2 separate regions of the Homo sapiens genome follow, and region 1 is linked to region 2. A link is a contact called in ENCODE Hi-C data. All regions are on one chromosome and are shown on one strand. Each heading gives the region's core, a stretch centred on a gene start or an enhancer-like site at or near the end of the contact. The rest is flanking DNA. Distances are from core to core; before and after follow the strand shown. Region 1 overlaps LRIG1 (leucine rich repeats and immunoglobulin like domains 1). Region 2 overlaps ATXN7 (ataxin 7).

Region 1 (3,343 bases), core at 644-3,143, 2.6 Mb after region 2:
AAAAGAAAGGGCCATATATTGCATGATTCTATTTATATGAATTGTCCAGAACAGACAAATCTATAGAGACAGAAAGTAGATGTTGCCGGGGGATGGGAGGAAGGAAGGATAGGCAGGGAGTGCTAATGGGTACAGGGTTTTATTTTGGGGTGATGAAAATGTTCTAGATTAGTAGTTACGCAAATCTACGAATATACTAAAAACCCAGAATCCTATCATTGAAAAGGATGAGTTTTGTGGTATTTGAATCACATCTCAAAAAAGCTATTTAAAAAAAAAAAAAGTCCTGTTGCCCACCTTAGCAGGCTCTCAGAATTCCAGACTGAAAATGCCACCTAGCTACTTCCATACCACAGAAATGCAGAAAGAACTGCCCCTCTACGTGCCAGGAGATAAATGAACACCCAAAAGAACACCCAGAAAGAACATCAGCTTCTGTGTGCTTCCCAGATTGTCCTATACTCGCTCCCAAGCTCTGTCCATGAGTCCATCAGATGCAGAAAACCTCAGCTAGAGTTTACCCTCCCACAGAAAACACATTCTTGGCATTTTGAAAGAGCATTTCTTTTCTTCCTTTGAGAAATTATTTAGCAAGGCTGTGGAAAGCAGGGCTCCCAGTGGCCATTCAAAAATTAAGACCAAGCCAGAAGGCAGGAGGAAATGTCACCACAATGGGGAGAAAATAAATCAGTTAGATTAAGATTAAGATCTAACCCTTTTCTGTGGTTGGGGCAGGCGGATTTGAGAATAATAGCATGCTATTTCTGGAAAGTCCCTCCAGAGTAAAAGCTGGGAGGGTGGGGGTGTGAAACTATATGTTTCAGTGTTAGATTAAAATTTGTTGAAGTTGATTGAAAACAGATAGAAATGGCCAACGGTCCCCCTGCCCAGCACAGGTATGCCAGTCCTCTGTGGCTGAGGTCCCTCTATATTTCAGACCACACCTCAGCACTGCCCTCGCCAGCAAAGATGCAGTTAAACGGGAAGGCCCAAAGTCTAATGGGGCCAGGATGCTACACAACATCAAAGAGATTCCAGTTGCTCCCCTTGCGCCATAAACTCTTTCACCCAACATCATTCACACTTTCAGAGTGCAAAGTTCACTCTGATATTGGTGGCTTTCTCACTTTGTAGCTTTTTTGGCAAGTGCCCCTTGGCCTGGTTGTTCATTAATATATAATCAGAACATTAAAAGCATTGTTTCACCTTCTAGGGAGGCTGTGCCCAATTTAATAAAGCCGACATTGTCCCTAGGGTGGGGGGAACCACCTCGAAATTGGCAGAGAATTCAAAGATGCACAGACCGGAGGGTTTATGTACACACACACACACACACACGTGTATACACACACGCATGCACACAGAATTAAGTATTTCAAAAGATGTTTTTTATATTCCCCATGGCAAAGGAGCAAAATTAAAATGCTTCTCACCACAGAAACTGACCTGGCATTTCTTTCCCTTAATCCTTTCAATACCAAATTACTCCTTACCTTTAAAACCTTTACAGGAAGTAGTGATCTTTGTGGCAGGAAGACAAATAAACGAGAAGGGATGTCTAAAACTCTATCACAATTATCTATGAGAATGCTCGTTCAGTGCACTACTTTTACTTTTCAAAGCACATGCATACAATGACAACTCACTTTCGAGACCATGTTTACTTTGCTGAAAGCCACATTCTAAACATGGGCTCGCTTGCAGAAGGGAAGCAGCTTACAATTCAACCTTGTTTATGCTCCAAGTAGGTTTGACAGAAAAACCACATAAATTTGTTTTAAAATAATTTCCATTTGCTGGAAGCTGTTCCTGAAAGGTTCTCAGCCACGCTAATCTGCGCTGATTCCTACCAGCTGTAGGTACCAGGCACCCTGGCCACAGACCGGGCAGCCTGGGCACAGGCAGGCTGGCTCTGCAGAAGGCTGCAGCAGTACAGGATCAACAGAGCCACTGCAACAGTCCCCTCCGCAACACGCGTCCACATCTGTTTAAGAAGAACCCAAAGATGTCCTGGTTCAGAGTCAAAACATGTGACATGCCTGTTGAGAGCACAGTTTTCTATGCAATTACACCTGTGCTCTCTCAGAAACACAGCTTCCCTAGTACCAAAGAGATGTACTGTGCTCAAGCCCAAAGACCACAGTGGAGGACAGCAGATGATGTACTGGGCTGAGCATCAACAAAGGAAGGAAACTGAAAAAGGAAATATCTGGGAGTATCCTGTGTAAAGTCTTCAGCCTCAACATCCAAAGAAATGCAGATTAAAATAATCTGAGGCAATTTCCATCCATTAAACTGGTACATGATTACAGAAATAAACAGCATTTAATGTTTGTGAGGGTGTGGGACAAGCACAAGTTCACATGTAAGTTGGCAGCCTCTTTCTCAGAGGCAGTGGTACCGAAAATATTAAGAATCTGCATATCCAGCGCTATCTGAATTGGGTAACTCATCCTAAGGAAATAAATGGCTAAACATTTATGCATAAGGATGTCTATCAAAGCTTAGGAAAAAGCCTAAATGCCCAATATCAGAGAAACTTTACAAGTTTTATGTAAGTTGTGTAATAATTTATTATACAATAAATATTAAAGCACATTTTAAAAACTGCTTAAAGTCAGGGAAAATATTCAAGATATTGAGTCTTTAAAACATAACTGAAATAGGTATTCAGCCTCACACATTACTGGAAATTTATACACTATCCAGTGATAATATTTATCACCGAACAATGAAATCAGTTGTTTTTTCTTTTGTACTTTCTTCTTTATTCAATAAATGCCTAACATTTGTCACCAGAAAATCAAAAGTAATAAAGACATAGTAACTAGGCTAACAGATCAATAGCACCCCCTCCAGCACCCCCCGTAAGGCCACCAAGACAGTAATCTGCCTAGACTATTCCAGCTCACTGGGGACAAAAGGCTTCCCTACAGCATCACAGTCCAAGATCTCGATAGCCATTAAAAGAAACATGTGAGGCTGAGCTCATCAGGGAGAACACAGCTTCCCATTGCCCCTTGCTAGCATGCCTGGGAGACTGCCCAGAGAGGAGCTCTGCCAGCTGGGTTCGCAGTGCTCTCTCTGCCATGGATGGAGATCCTGCGTGTCTGAGGATGGGGGTGGGGGCCAATGTCTCACATCTGAAGTCCAAGCTAAAAAGGCCCAGATTTAGAAATGTATCTGCCTGAAGTCTCCTGCCATAGAAGCTTCTATCAATTTACATAGTTACTTGGGCTGGGTCCACAGAGGGCAGGGTAACCTGTCCTTAGTGTTCTCACAGCTCCCTCTGGTCAAGGAAAGCAGTCTTTCTCTCTGCCAGCAGCAAAGAGGGAGAAAAGCT
Region 2 (2,985 bases), core at 270-2,769:
GCCATTAAAAAAAATTCCTTTAGAAAGGGAGAAGTGAAATTTCACTATTTAAATAGCATTTCAGTGCAAGATTGCTTTTAATCACATTGTTGTTGAAAGTTTTTATTGCAGTATTTCTAATAAATGTGCCCCTCTGATTATTAAAGTATTTTTTGATTGAAGTTCTAAGAAAAAGAAGCCTGTTAGTAGACTTAGCAGTTGGAGTTACTGTACTTTTGAGAAAAAGGCAGAGGGTTACATTTATATTCATCTTGTACAGCAGGGATTATAATAAATGAGCAGAAGAAGGAGAACGATTTTTGCATTTCACCCACTCATAACGTAAAACTAGATTAAGTATTCTTGTTCTTCTTTGTAATAAAGACCCTGCTAGCATGAAATGTTTTTTTCTCTTATATGTAAGCATATGGCAAGGAAAAAGCACTAGTTCATTATCAATTAGATTCACAATCTTAAAACAGAAACTATTTCCCTCCCAGGTTATACAGATGTTTTCCATAATCCTGAACTCCAGTCATGCAACAGAAAAAAAGGTAATGCTTTTAACCAGTGGTCCCCAGGCTTTATATTTCAAACAAGAAAGTTTCAGAAATAATTTGGGGACTCCAGACATACGGTTGTTGGCAATTTATATGTACTTCCCCTCAAAAAAGTATGAGAACATTGTTTTGGAATAAAGGACAGTCCTTTAATTGTGAAAAAGCACTGTGGTCTTCGCAGAGAAGAGTATCTATTTTGGTGTTTGAGTACCATAGCTTTAAATCATTATTTCCAAAAGCGTGTTCCAGGGAACCCTGTTTCTGTGTGCTCTTGGTTGGTGTTATGCAGAAAAGAGGTTCCATATGGCAAGTTTGCAGAAGTTAGCTTTACACAGAGACAGTTCTGGGAACCCCAGTTCTAGAATTAAGCCTGGGCTCAAATCTAAGATCTAGTAGGTGAGCAATTTGAAGGAAACCGCATAGCTTTACTGAGCCTCACTTGACTCAGGTATAAAATGAGAATAATGCTAGTAACTAATAGGGGTTGGGAGAATTAAATGATATAATGCAGGTTATCAGTAATGAAAGCACAGTGTCACAAGCACGCCTTTAATCAAGTCATCAGCCAGGACTGTCAGAGGAGCAGCAGAAAGTGAAATGCCAGTTTTGCTTTAGCACACAAGGTGTAGGCAGTGAGAGGAAACTCTGGCATGACAGAGTGTAGCAAATGAACCGCAGTTTTTTTCTTTTTCTTTTTTTTTCTTTTTTATTCTTTTGAAACAGGGTCTTGCTGTATTGCCCAGGCTATAGTGCAGTGGCATGATCCATGGCTCACTGCAGGCTTGACTTCACTTCCTGGTCTCAAGCAATCCTCCCATCTCAGCCTCCTGAGTAGCTGGGGCCACAGGTGCACACTACCATGCCCGGCTAATTTTTGTATTTTGTTTGTAGAGACGGGGTTTCACCATGTTGCCCAGGCTGGTCTCAAACTCTGGAGCTCAAGAAATCCTCCCACCTCAGCCTCCCGGAGTGTTGGAATTATAGGCATGAGCAATCATGCCCAAACCTCAGTTTCATGCCTTCTTGGACTCTAGTAAAAATGGGAAGTGGGAGGTGACATTTCTTAGTTCCTCCTTTAGCCACCTCTTTGACTTGCAGAGAGAAGCATGATGTGGGTATTTACTTTTTCCTGCTTATGCAGAGTTGTACTTGCTCATCTTCTGGAAGCCTGTAGTTTGTGCTTCTTTATGCTGCTGCTTGTAATGTTTTTCAAACCCCCTTTTTTCTGGGCAAAAAAGGTAAATTATAGGCAATGTAATAAAGTCATCATGAAGGTGGGGAGTGGATCAGAAAGATAAATGAGGATCCTACTTACATGATTTTTTTAATGTGTGGTGATAGTCATGGGGGTTTTCTGCCTGTAGAGGGAATTTAGAAAATTGCCTTTTCAGTTCTTGGAAATTTCCAATTTAACTTAGCAGTTCTTCACTTAAATTACCTTGTTCTTTTTGGAAACTATATAGGAAGATTGGTTTTAATGGAAAAAATTATTACAGAAGTTAATACATGCTCACTGTAAAGATTTTACTAATAATAGAAGTATGGAACACAGAAGCCATCATTCTGTGTAATCCCACTCTGGGCCAATTTTGTATTTTCAGTTACAGGATTTGGACTTAGGGCAAATCACACTCGATCAAGGACACCTATGTAACTACTTTGGGCAGTTACTGGTAAGCAAAACTGAAACTTGCCAACCTGGTCATTTCACTTTCTGACCAGTTTCAGACCGTGTCCTTTAGTAGGCCTCAGTGTATTTTGTTTATTTTGTGATTACTGCCTTGAGAATCCTCTGACTGTTTTGCCTTAACTTCACTCATTTAGCTTTTATCCCATGTTCTCTGGGCCTCATGCTAGGCTAGATAAAGTCTGAGGATACAACTCCACAGAAGGTGAGAAAGCACAGTCCTAACTCCCAAGTCAGGCAGTTGGTCAGCAGATACTTAAGTGCCAGGTTTTCTGATGGGTGTTAGGGATAGAGTGACACAAATCAGATGGAGCCCCAGCCCTCTAGGGAAGTGAGATACAGTAAATACACAAATATTTCCAAGGACTGTTGAATGCTGTGAAGTCAAAAGTAGGGTAATGAGTTGGGGTTAGGGGGATTCTAACTAACATGATCAAGGAAGACTTTTCTAAGCATTTAACATTTGAGCTGAGACCAGAATGCCGAGAAAGAAGTAGCCACAGGCTGGGCGTGGTGGCTCACACTTGTAATCCTAGCACTTTGGGAGACTGAGGCGGGAGGATCACTTGAGTTTAGGAGTTTGAGACCAGCTTGGCAACATAGTGAGACCCCATCTCTACAAAAAAAATTAGCTGGTCATGGTGACCTGTAATCCCAGCTACTCAGGAGGCTGAGGTGGGAGGATCACTTGTGCCCAGGAGGTCGAGGCTGCAGTGAGCTGTGATTGCGCATACTGGACTCCAGCCTGGGCAACAGAGC

What was found. A loop is a pair of places that touch in the nucleus more often than their neighbours do. Pooled maps may share reads with other maps.
Region 1: a pooled map shows a loop between it and region 2 (4-fold over the local background). The contact joins two enhancer-like sites. A Hi-C loop is called at or near these places in 1 of 168 maps with a recorded cell type or tissue (CD8-positive, alpha-beta T cell), 1 of 37 single-sample maps with no recorded cell type and 7 of 50 pooled maps.

What each region holds. Positions count from the first base shown.
Region 1 is chr3:66,480,203-66,483,545 of GRCh38, forward strand. The region is part of intron 1 of LRIG1 (leucine rich repeats and immunoglobulin like domains 1); the gene reads right to left. Among named protein-coding and RNA genes, the nearest start is that of LRIG1, 19 kb to the right of the region's middle. Within about 2 kb of position 1,894, at least 28 of the 41 ENCODE cell types and tissues checked have a DNase peak (open chromatin) inside an H3K27ac peak, as active enhancers do.
Region 2 is chr3:63,920,797-63,923,781 of GRCh38, forward strand. All of the region lies in intron 4 of ATXN7 (ataxin 7), which reads left to right. Among named protein-coding and RNA genes, the nearest start is that of ATXN7, 58 kb to the left of the region's middle. RefSeq lists an enhancer at 1,205-1,304. Within about 2 kb of position 1,520, at least 4 of the 41 ENCODE cell types and tissues checked have a DNase peak (open chromatin) inside an H3K27ac peak, as active enhancers do.